3 separate regions of the Homo sapiens genome follow, and all the other regions are linked to region 3. Evidence: chromatin loops called from intact Hi-C (ENCODE). Cell type or tissue: Calu3. All regions are shown on one strand.

Region 1 (4,000 bases), 420 kb after region 3:
CTTTTGTACTTTTCTTTAGAGATGAGGTTTCACCATGTTGCTCAGGCTAATACTTTTTGAGTTAATTTTAATTTGATGTTGAAGCTTAGGGCCACGTTCATCTTTTTGGCTTACGGATGTCCAATTGTTTCAGCACCATTGTTGAAAAGTTATCGTTCCTCCATTGAATTGTTTTTGCACCTTTGTGAAAAAGTAACTGCACATATTTGTATGGGTCTATTTTGGGTTCTCCATTCTGCTCCATCAATGTATGTGTCTATTTTATCACCATGTAGCCTTGATTACTGTAGCTATATAATTTGAAATCAAGTAGAGTAATTCTTCTTGCTTTATTCTTTATCAAAATGGTTGTAGCTATTCTAGTTCCTTTGCCTTTCCATATACATTTTACCATAATCTTGTCTACATCTACAAATTCTCTTGCTGGAATTTTGATAGAAATTACATTTGACCTGTATATTGAGAAGGCTGTGAGTTAGGTTAGCAATTTGCAGAATCAATTTCCCTGTAACCATCTCCATTGTTTATTTGCATATATTAATATTCATTGACACACAAGCCAGTGTGTGCCTGTGTGTGCATGCATGTGTGTATGTAAAGAAAAAAGGGGGAGGGAGGAACTTCTTCCTTCTCCTGATTTGGTGTCATATGAGGTATAAGCAGCTCAGTGAGGGTTTGGGGCACAGGTGAAAAATCTACCAAATAAAATCTTTAGATACAACCATTAAGATGTGACCAATTTGGTTGAGGTATTTTGATGCAGGCCATTTAAAACACAGTATCACTGTTGTATTGCCAACTTATATTAGTAACGAATATCCCTGTGTCATTTCTAACCCCCATTCAAATCATGGAGGATTTTCATATTCAGTTGTGTTTATTTTTGTATTGGCCCACATTTTTGTCCTATGTATAAAGTTTAAAATTAATTTTTAAAAAATTTGAATAGGCAATGGATATATTCAAAATTTAAAAAATGTAATACATCATATAATACAATCACAAAAACATCAAAACAATATATGAAGAAGCAAACCTTATATTCTTATAGCCACACTATCCATATCCATTTAATTCTACCCCGCCCCCAACAGGTAACCACTTTTTAATTTGTTTATCATTCCAGGGAATAACCCGCATATATGTTTACATATACACTTAGAGTATTTACTTCAAAACACTATCATTAAAAATGTAAATAAATTTTGACTTTTTATTACTTTGTCTGACAGTAAATATGGTCTATGATCTCAGTTTGTTCCATTTTTAAAAAACACAATTTGTAATAATGTATCTTGAGAGTGAATACCCTCATTTGTAAAATTTTTGTTAAAACTTAAATCTTGGCAAGTTTTCCCCTCACTTTCTTACCTTTTATGTAACAATATTGTTAGATAAATCTGTTTAATTTTAAGGCCTGAAGATTCTTTATAAATCATGTAATCTTACTCAAGACATTTTGAGATCAGGAGAAGAGAAGGAGTGTGTTCAGGACCACAGGGTCAATTTGTGGCAGAGCTGGGAGTGGAACAGAGGCCCAGTCCAGAGCTGCCCTCTGCCCACACTCCTGAATACACCCATTGCTGTGAGATGACTCAGATTTATTGTTACCATGGCTGAAATCCATTGGAAAAATGTTTCTGCCATTCATCTCAATCCTCTGCTAGTCATGTGGTTTATCCTTTATAAATGAGGATTTCTTCTTTTTTGTTGACAGTTTCATGATTTTAGTTGTTTCTGCTCTCTTAACATTTGCCCAGTTCAATGATTAATCCTCTGATCTGAGCCCACTTAGACTGGAGTAATATCTTGCCAATGAGAATGAGCAAGTGAATAATTGAAATTTTTATTAAGGATGAAATTTCTTTACTATGTTATATTTATTATATATATGATAGTTTCAACTTTCTGAGTCTCTCTTGTCAAATGCATTCTTTCTCATTATCTCCTTTATAAAATGTTTAATTTAAATGGTCAGTCTTCTGTTCTTATGCAGGAGAATGTCAGCCTGATCCTCAACCAATTAATACCACGTTTCAAGTTGGGTTTGACTTCTACTAACGTAGTAGTCTGACCCCTAGTGGTTATAAGAAACATCTGCACGGCTTGTAAGCAAATTTTGACTGAATTTTCTGAAAAGTGAATATCGGACAATGAATTTCTCCTTGAAAATAAATAAAATAAAAATAAGAGAAGAATTTTGAGTCCATAGAAAAAATAATAGGGAAGTTCAGGTAAAATCATGTTTCTATAAAAATAATTTCAAATCGGTATTTTTACTGATTTTTTAGTATTATGTGATCAGGCTGCACTTATGTAACACATTTATGGTGAACATAACACACTTATGTTCCAGGAATTCATTCTATGTTATTTATTGGAAACAAAGCTTGTTTGCCCCCAAAATTAATGTTTTGTCATTGTCCCAGCATGCCCTTTCTAGTCTGCGTAGAATTGGGATCAAACTTAGAGCTGGATGACATTTTTGTGGTCTGAAGATCAGAGAGCCAGAAAGGACTGGCCACAAAGTGAAGTCACAAAGTGAAATTATCAGTAAATCTAAGCAAACTCTGTCTTTCATGAGGCCCTGAGGTCTAGGAGGGCCTGAGTCACATCAGGAGAGTACAGCCTGCCCTTGATTCTTGGGAGCTGGGAGGCAAAGTCGTGCTGCAGGGGAGAAGGAGGAGGGTCTCAAGAGTGCAGATCCAGAAAGGAACAAACTGTAACAACTATAAATGCAGTATGTGCTTACTGTAAAAATGTCCAAACAGAAGGATATGAAGTAAAAGGTAAAAATTCCTCCTTTTTTTCCAGCCTGAGTTCCGCCAAAACCATAGCCTAGAACTATGTACTTAGACATGCAACCACCAGACATTTTTTTGTGTGCATGCATGTGCGCACGCGCACACACACACACACACACACACACACGCACTGTCTTATTTCACATGGGTTCATGTTATACATATTGTTCTATAAATTGATTTCTTCACTTAATAAAATATCTTGGACATCTTTTCAAGTCAGTATATTCTTATTGTCTGCCTATCTACTGTTCTGATACAAGAATGTGGGCTAATTTATTAACTATCCTTAAGTAATTTACATGTAGATGTTTTTAAAAATTTTCTGCTATATAACCAGTGTTTTAATAAACATCCTAGGGCTTGTAACTACAGACTTATACAAGTATATGTGTGTGTATATATATATATATGGAGTAAATGCCATTAAAATGAAATTTTAGGTCAAAGCTTATGCATAATTACAATCTTGACAGTTAATAAAAGCATATTTTTGAAATTGATATTGTCCCATCTCCCTTTCTTCACTTATTCCTTGTTCCTGGTGCCCCTTCCCAGGCCCTGATGGCTTTATATTTCTCTTTCCCTTAGTCAACCCTGCCCTTTGTCCTTTATGCACATCTAACCTTTTCTTTTGTGAAAAGAATGAAGTCTTCCCCTGTGAATTTCCTCCACTCCCTTTGCTCTGTGTAGATGTGCTGACACTTTTTTCTCTCCCTCTCTCTTTATGCCTCTCAGACAGCTGAGGAAGAAGCACCCTTCTAGCCTCCACCTGTTCACTTTTGCCACATCCCTTCTTATACTTTCTGAGCCCTTCTCCCATCAGGTATCCCTTAATGCTTCTTTAATCTCTCCTTTTTTACTTCTTGTTTCTACCTGGTTATAAAATGGTATCCTCTATCCTTTAAGCCATGTTTTCCATAGGCTGTCTTCTAAACACTATTTTAGGAGGTACTCAGTGGAAAAAATAATCATTTCGTCAAATAAATTTGAGTCATTCATATACTGTTAACTTCCTTTTGAATATTTAGAACTCACAGTAGCTTGTTAAAGGTGCTGAGAAGTTCTGCAGTAATGAAAAGACATCTGCTTACCTTTGCTTACTCTGTATATCCCTAAATTATTTTACCATAAAACCTACCCTTTCCCTTTTTAATCTTCTGTAATGTTTTTTAATATCTATAGATACCTTTTGG
Region 2 (4,000 bases), 670 kb after region 3:
CTAAAGAGTCAAACGAGGACATGCAAACCCAATTAGTACTCACCCCTTCCGAAAAGGGCCATCTGGAGGCTCAAATCTTGTGTCTTAAAAAATTGGCAGCTTTCTTCTTAGAAAACTACATTTGGTGGTGTTTAAAGAATTCATCCAATGTGGCTTGAGTTTTATGGAGCTCTAAACATTTGAGCAATATTTGGGAAAATGGCAAGCTTAAAATGTTTCTGAGTAAATCTACAGCTATAGTTTTTTTTCCCCCACTCCTGAGTCCTAAGGATGAGTTTTCTGAGTAAAAATGGAATTATAGATGGACTAAACAACTAAATAAAACCTTCGGCTTTGTGGAAAACTTCCAGGGTAAGTTAAACAGTCCATTTAAATTATTTAATGCTCCTTATATAACTAAATTTTTATGTATGGCACCTATGACCTTTACTGTGTAATGTCTTGACAAGATAAGCTACTAGAAAAATAACTCAGTGAGGAGTGAATGTTTATAAGAATTTTTAATTGCAAAGAAGCACAAGGGTCTTTGCTTTGAGGACAAAGGGTTATTGAGAGGTCACCTGTGTATTTTCTTAAGAATCTTAAAAGTCCACCTGTATTGAATTTTTTAAAGCCCTCTATTCATGTGGAGATCTATCTGCAAACCTCATGGTTAAGTCCAGATTTGAAAAATAGAATGCCTACATTTAGGATCAGGAGGTAAAATGAGATAAAGTGAAATAAAATAAATTTGAGGGGAGCACAAGTTTTTACTTTGTCATTCTCTGAAATACCTATAGTTACTACGGAACTATGAATTCTTGGAGACCCCTAAGGCATTTTAAAGTGTGTTCACTAAATTCATTTGAAGCATAAAAGGTAGAAATTTCATCAACCTTCCTCAGTTTTCTGCTCTACAACCAACACTCAAGACTTCTACATTTCCTCGTTACTGGTTACCATACTCATCGTAAGTGTGCCCATGCCACTAGTGCTTAAGTGTGTCCCTCTTCAAAGCATGAACAAGGTATTCCTTGTTTCCCGAGAACTGTGTGTGTTTATGGGGGAGAGGCAGCAGTATTTAAAGGACATGAGGGGACATTTCTCATTCATCCAGGAACTACTGTGTCTGGGAGGGGGGTGAAGGGTGCCGCAACAACTTTAAGGTTAGTTCTAAGCTTCACAGAAGCATCCCTGGTGCCATCAGTGACGCAGGGAGACTAGTGTTATTGTTGAGGTCACCAATCCATTAGCTACAGAGATAGTCTTGTAGGTGAGAAGTTCAGCTACTTTTCACTTGACTCCAGTTTCTTCTGCTTCTAGCCACAGATACGGTGACTTTCACCCTCACTTAGCTCTTGTTGAGTGGTACGAAATTTAAGGAGGTAACCTGTCTGGGTACTAGATATGCTGATTTCCCTCTTCTTTTATTACTTTAGTGACATGGGAGGTAGGGTTGACGTGAGCTGTAAGAACTGAATAGGTCTGAAAGGATCACTTCCACATGGTAGAATGCTGGCTATGCAGGGTTCAATCGGGACAGCAGCAGAAAATGAAGTATTCTGGTGATATATGATTTTTTTTTTCCTTAAATCAAGACCACAATTTGCCGTTGGTGAACTTTGACTGATGTGTTATGTAAGCATCCAGATTTCTATTAAGATGGCATAGGACAATTATATCAAATTATAAGAGGACCAATTTTAGTCATTTGATTGTTGTGAAGATAGGAAATGAAACTTCGCGTTGACTACTGATAAGAAAGAGTGCCATCTAGAGGCGCTGCCTAGAACTCCACCTTATTCTCAAGAATCATCCTTCAATGTGACCTTCAGCTGTGTTGCTCTATAACTGTGGCGCTGAAGATTGATAATGAGCGAAAGGGAGAAGTACGCGCTGCCATATGGCAATAGACTCAGATATTATAAGGACTAAATTGTGTTGACACAAAGTGAGGGCTTGGTCCTTACTTCGTTCCTAAATAATGCCCTTTCTCCATCTTTCCAGGGATGCATCTAGTCACTTGACAGCTTTTATAGTACGGTAGTTTGCCTTTAGTCTTTATATTTTAAAGTTTTTTTTTCTATAACAGAAATAAAATGCTTAGAAATCATATTATTTTTCCTTTGTTAGGAAAAGTAAGTTGGTCAGGTGATTACATCGTCGTTTTTTTAAAGCTCTAAGAGGAGAAACTGGAAAATAAAGAGCAACATGGGAGGTGCAATGCCATCTCTCATTCTACTTTGACACATTTAATTTGACTAATTGTTAAGCCAGGCTCCTTAATCTTCCTGAGGATTAGTTTCTTTCCCCCATACTGAATCATACTACTTAATAGTATTAAAATAATTCCCAACCTAGTGCTGATGTTTGCTTTACAATCTTCAGGACCACAGTAAACCACAGATTTGGATAAGAGACCAGAAAGAGGTTCGAAGTCACACATGTCACCATTATCATGCTATAGATATGTGGCAGGATTTTCCTACGAAACCAAATAATACATCAATAATGACTTCACCATTATTCTGATAATATGATGGTTAACAACACGTGAAATAGTGGCCAAGGTAAAAATTAACCCCCATTCCCCGCGAAAGAAACACAAATGAAGTTGGCAGTAGACCCTGAAGTCTAGAGTCCTTGACTAACAAACTACTTCTAAAATGAATGGCTTTCTCTGCAACAGAGAAAACAGGCAGGTGTGTTTCAATTAAATATCTGCAGTATTGGATGTTTCTGTTGTGACTTTCACATAGGAAGTTTGGACAAATGCCTTTGTTCTTTGGGAAAAGTCTGGTTCTTACGGTAGATATTTCTGGATTCTGCTGTGATAGGTGAGCTAGAGTGAAGCAGTGAAGACTCCACAATTTTCAATGATAATCTTTTTGAAATTTGTTCAGGATGATCCACACCCCTCGAGATGGTGATTACTGGTATTTGGCTTACCAATGACACGTTAAAAAATGATTGTATCATTTGTCTCCAAACTTCAGTCACCAATGGTAAAAGCTCAGTTTGTTTGCCTCCTTCTTGCAGTTAATTAAAAAGAGGATTTTTATAGCCTCAAGTGTAGTGTAATTTATAACAGGCATTTCTTCCTCCTGTTTTTAATTACCATCTTTGCATGGTGATGTTGGACCTTTTCCCTTTTATTGACTACTAATGCATAGTTTCCCGAGACCAGCTCTATGGCTGTTAATTAGAAAATAAAGAAATTTTATTTATTTTTAACCACTTTCAGCTAGGCAGAAGAGTAGAATTGTCTGATGGGGGTTCATTTCCCCTTTATTTTTCCCCATTAAAAAGGCTATCTTCCCTATCAAATAATGTTTTCTACTCCAAAATATGTTATGGATAAAAGTTTAAGAAGACTGGAATGTGTGTCCAAATCTAAGTTATAATTCTTTTGTCACCCTGACTATTGCATTGCGTAGGCAAAAACGCAGAGTTTTTCAGTGCTCCCAGAAGAACTCTTGGCATTTCTAATTCATTGAATAAATACATGAATGTATTTCTTTGCTTGCTGATCAATATAACCCGATTCATGGAGGAGTGGAGAAAAGAAAAGCAAGAAGCAAAACAATAGTTACTTAGATATTTTGGGAATCTAGAGTTTCAAATAATTGAAACACTGGAGTAAATTCCTTGGTGTCAGCTTTGTGCAGCAAGTGTTAAATGGGTGTGTGCAATCAGTAGAAAGGGGTACTGCCACAGCTTGGCCATTGGCCTGTCTATTTACTTCAAGTTTAGAAGTGGAGCTGGAAAAAGTTTCAGAGGAGAGAATAATAGCACTGTCAGTCCAGGATATAGGGCTGCAAGTCTCTGATATTTGTATGCTTTCTTTTTTATTCTTTCCTTCCTTTAGAAATAAAGAATAAACCCAAAATGGCAGAGGAATTTGCTTTTTATTCCCACAACCATATCCCAAAGCAATCTTATAAAAATAAGGTAAATTCATCTTTAAGTGATAAATGCAACTGATTACTAGGATAGAATTGCCCATATTTCATGGAGCAAT
Region 3 (4,000 bases):
GTGTATGTGTGTATATTATAAAAATAGGCAAAATTCATCTACGGCATAGAAGTTAGGATAGCAGGGATGGGGCTGTGGCGAATGACAGGAAGGAGACACAACGAGGTCTTCTGGGTGCTGGAATGATCTGTTTCTTGATCTGAGTTCTGGTTAGGTAGTTGTGTTCACTTTGTGTACCTTTCCATTTGCATGTTATATTGCAATGAAATTTTACTTTAAAAGAAAAAAATCACACATTGAAAATCACTCTGAGACACATTCATCTTTTTCGAAAACATACAGCCATTTCTGTACAAAATACAGCCACATAGCAAGCTCAATTCTACCACTGAACAAGCTACTTTTGATTATCATCTTAGCAGTCTTGATTATTAGTGTCAGTGGTAAAGCTTTGTACCTAGCTAAGAGCTTTTCTAGGAGAAGTAAGCATGATACCTGCAGAAATTTTCCAAATGTTTGAGAGCCTAGTATGAGTTCAGGTATTGTGTCAGTCGCCATGGTGAGAACAATGAGTCTCTGGCCTCAGAGGCCTCCTTGGCTATTTCTTTGTTTTTATTATACTTTAAGTTTTAGGGTACATGTACACAACATGCAGGTTTGTTACATATATATTACATGTGCCATGTTGGTGTGCTGCACCCATTAACTCGTCATTTAACATTAGGTATATCTCCTAATGCTATCCCTCCCCTATTTCTTGACTGTCTCACTCCCCTGCCTTTCTCCCCCCGGGCCCCATTCACATACTCTGCTGAGTCTACCATGTTGTGCCATCTCCCTCTCTTTTCTCCTGTGAATACATCAACTTTCTGTTTGTGAGACCATCCTGTAATGCAGTTGGAGGGCAATGGGGCAAGAAGGCAACTGAGAATTGGATTTCAGATATCGCTAATCATGTACCTATGTATGCCACCTCCTAGATACCATCTCCACCCCCACTCTGCTGTTCATCGCTGTTGCTAACCTGTTACCTGAAAACCTAGGCCACGATATGACCAGTTAACACACCAAAGTAATTTGAAGAATTATATGCAAGTAACAAGAAACATTTAGCGATCATCCAGAAGTGCTTACTAGTAAAGTAAGAATATGTCAGAAACATGCCTGTTGTTTAGGTACTGAGATAGACATTCTGACTCTATGGTTCAAAACCTGGGGTCCCTGGATCTCTGTGTAGGAACCAGGTCCTTAAGTTATGTGCAATATGTTAAAAAGTCACAGAAATTGCACACTTACCAACAATATTTTACAGGCTAGGTAAAGTATGAATTTTTATGTTGAACTAGAAATACATAACCTTTGTGTAGTAAGCTTGGTTACTGCATGTTGGTCACAAGTTCTGATTGGCAGTTTTCTATGACTTTAATAGATGCAAACTGGTAGACTAATAAATACGTAATAGACAGAGTTTTTCTGAAAGAAAAATTTCAAAATGTGACGTCTCTGGAGTTAATAAAATAATAAAACGGCTTTTCGGTAGTGAACAATGTGGCAAGTACTGATGTAGTTTCAGACATCTTGCCCTTCTACAGGACCAGCAGAGGGCGCTAGAATTAAATTATTCCCTTGATCCATTCTTGCTTCAAGGACTCAAGAAAAAAAAAGGTGGTGATGATTACAACGAGGCAGAGTCATGTGAAGATGCAAGAGTGACAACATACTGGGCTGGCAAGTCCATTTCATGTAATAACTTCTAAGGAATAGGAGGGGTAGCATGCAACGAGGAACAGTTTTTTTTGATGGCAGTTTTGTTTTTATTACAGTCAATAATTGCTCACAATTGTTTAGAACTAGGGCCTCCCTACTGTGCGTTCATTCAGGACATAGCTGAAAGAATAAGCCCACCTCTGACCCCCTGAAGTGTCATTTCATCAAAAGAGGCAGGTGTGAGTGTGTTGAAACAGTGACGTCTTGGCATTGCTGGGCTTGATTCCTCCTCCTCTTTCCATTGTTCCTCCAAGGATGACCCTGGAGGAATTATTTCTGGCACTAATAAGTAGGAAGGTGAGGTTCTCTTTGATGGGGGTTACAAATCTCCACTTTTTTCTCACCCAGCAGGTATTAGGAAGATGCACCCTGCCGTGCTATCCTGAAGAAAACCTCTGCCCCAGGAACAAACAGTCAGGACAGTCTGGACTCTATTATTTCATTTCTTCCACACAACTAATTGTTTGTTTCTAGAGAAACTGAACATGTGTCATCTTGTTTCACTGCTTTTGGTAACTACACATTTCAGTGATTACTATTCTACAGAGTCACACAGAGTTTCTTTAAGGCACATAACCTACTTAATTATAAGGATTCTTGTATTCATCACTTCTTCACATCTTCAATGGTCCTACTGTTTTCAACTTACTTGCTCAACCTGGATACTAGGCTTCCAAATTAATTTTATTTATTTGAACATGTTTTTATTTTATTCTTTAATTGACATATAATGATTGTACATATTCATGTGGTATGTAGGGATGTTTTGAGACACATAGTGTATAGTGATCAGATTGGGGCAAATAGCATATCTATCATCTCAAATACCTATTATTTCTCTGTGTTGGGAACATTCCTCTAGCTATTTAAGACTATATATTATTATTAAGTATAGTTATGCTACAGTGGTAGAGAATACTGGAACTTATTCTATCTATCTAGCTGTAACTTTATATGTAATTTTATATCCTTTAACACATCTCTCCCTGTCGCTCCCTTACCCCATCCTTCCCAGGCTCCACTATCCTCTGTTTAACTTTTTGTTTCTATAAGATCTACTTTTTTTAGCTTCCACATAAGAATGAGAACATGTAGTGTTTAAATTTCTGTTTCTGGCTTATTTCACTTAACATAATGCCCTCCAGTTCCATCCATGTTGCCTCAAATGAAAGGATTTCTTTCTTTTTTTATGGCTGAATCATATCCCATTGTGTATACAGACTACATTTAAAAAGGCATTCATCTGTTGTTGGACATCTAAACTGACTTTATATCTTGGCTATTGTCAATAGAGCTGCAATAAACATGAGGATACAGATGTCTCTTCAAATATACAGATTTCCTTTTTTAATTAGTCCATTTTCACTCTGCTGAAAAAGACATATCCAAGGCTGGGCAACTTATAAAAGAAAGAAGTTTATTGGACTCACAGTTCTACATGACTGGGGAGGCCTCACAATCATGGTGGAAGGTGAAAGGCATTTCTTACGTGGTGGTGGCAAGAGGGAAGAGCTTGTGCAGGGAAACTTTTGTTTTTAAAACCATCAGCTCTTGTAAGACCCATTCACATTATACAGCACATAAAAGACTTGCCCCCATGATTTAATTACCTCTCACCAGGTCCCTCCAACAACACATGGGAATTCAAGATGAGATTTGCGTGAGGACACAGCCAAACCATATCATTCCACCCATGGCCCCTCCCAAATCTCATGTCCTCACATTTCAAAACCAATCATGCCTTCCCAACAGTCCCCCAAAGTCTCAACTCATTTCAGCATTACATCAAAAATTCATAGTCCAAAGTCTCATCCAAGACAAGGCAAGTCCCTTCCTTCTATGAACCTGTAAAATCAAAAGCAAGTTAGTTACTTCCTAGATACAATGGGGGTACAGGTATTGGGTAAATAAAGCCATTGGGTAAATACAGCTACTCCAAATGGGAGAAATTGGCCAAAACAAAGGGGCTACAGGCACCGTGCAAGTCCAAAACCCAGCTGGGCAGTCAAATCTTAAAGCTCCAAAACGATCTCCTTTGACTCCATGTCTCACAGCCAGGTCATGCTCATGCAAGAGGTGGGTTCCCATGGTCTTGGGAAGCTCTATCCCTGTGCCTCTGCAGGGTACAGCCTCCCTCCTGGTTTCTTTCATGGGCTGGCATTGAGTGTCTGTGGCTTTTCCAGGCACACAGTGCAAGCTGTCTGTGGATCTACCATTCTGGGGTCTGGAGGATAGTGACCCTCTTCTCACAGCTCAACTAGGCGATGCCCCAGTAGGGACTCTGTGTGAGGGC

Evidence for each region. Hi-C counts contacts between places; a loop is a spot of excess contacts. Peaks named below come from ENCODE experiments on the same cell type or tissue, not always from the same donor. Only the 100,000 strongest peaks of a DNase experiment are listed, where the experiment ranks them.
Region 1: it touches region 3 in a loop (12-fold over the local background); 68 of 110 quality-filtered maps call a loop at or near these places.
Region 2: it touches region 3 in a loop (10-fold over the local background); 11 of 110 quality-filtered maps call a loop at or near these places.

What each region holds. Positions count from the first base shown.
Region 1 is chr14:25,149,042-25,153,041 of GRCh38, forward strand. The region is part of intron 2 of LINC02286 (long intergenic non-protein coding RNA 2286); the gene reads right to left. Among named protein-coding and RNA genes, the nearest start is that of LINC02286, 5.2 kb to the right of the region's middle. In Calu3, a CTCF peak has its summit at 2,082 (motif pointing left); no DNase peak of the experiment used is centred here.
Region 2 is chr14:25,399,054-25,403,053 of GRCh38, forward strand. All of the region lies in intron 2 of LOC112268135 (a long non-coding RNA gene), which reads left to right. Among named protein-coding and RNA genes, the nearest start is that of LINC02286, 240 kb to the left of the region's middle. In Calu3, CTCF peaks have their summits at 1,771 (motif pointing left) and 1,991; a DNase peak (open chromatin) is centred at 1,758.
Region 3 is chr14:24,733,557-24,737,556 of GRCh38, forward strand. No RefSeq gene overlaps it. Among named protein-coding and RNA genes, the nearest start is that of GZMB, 100 kb to the left of the region's middle. In Calu3, no CTCF peak of the experiment used is centred here; a DNase peak (open chromatin) is centred at 1,565.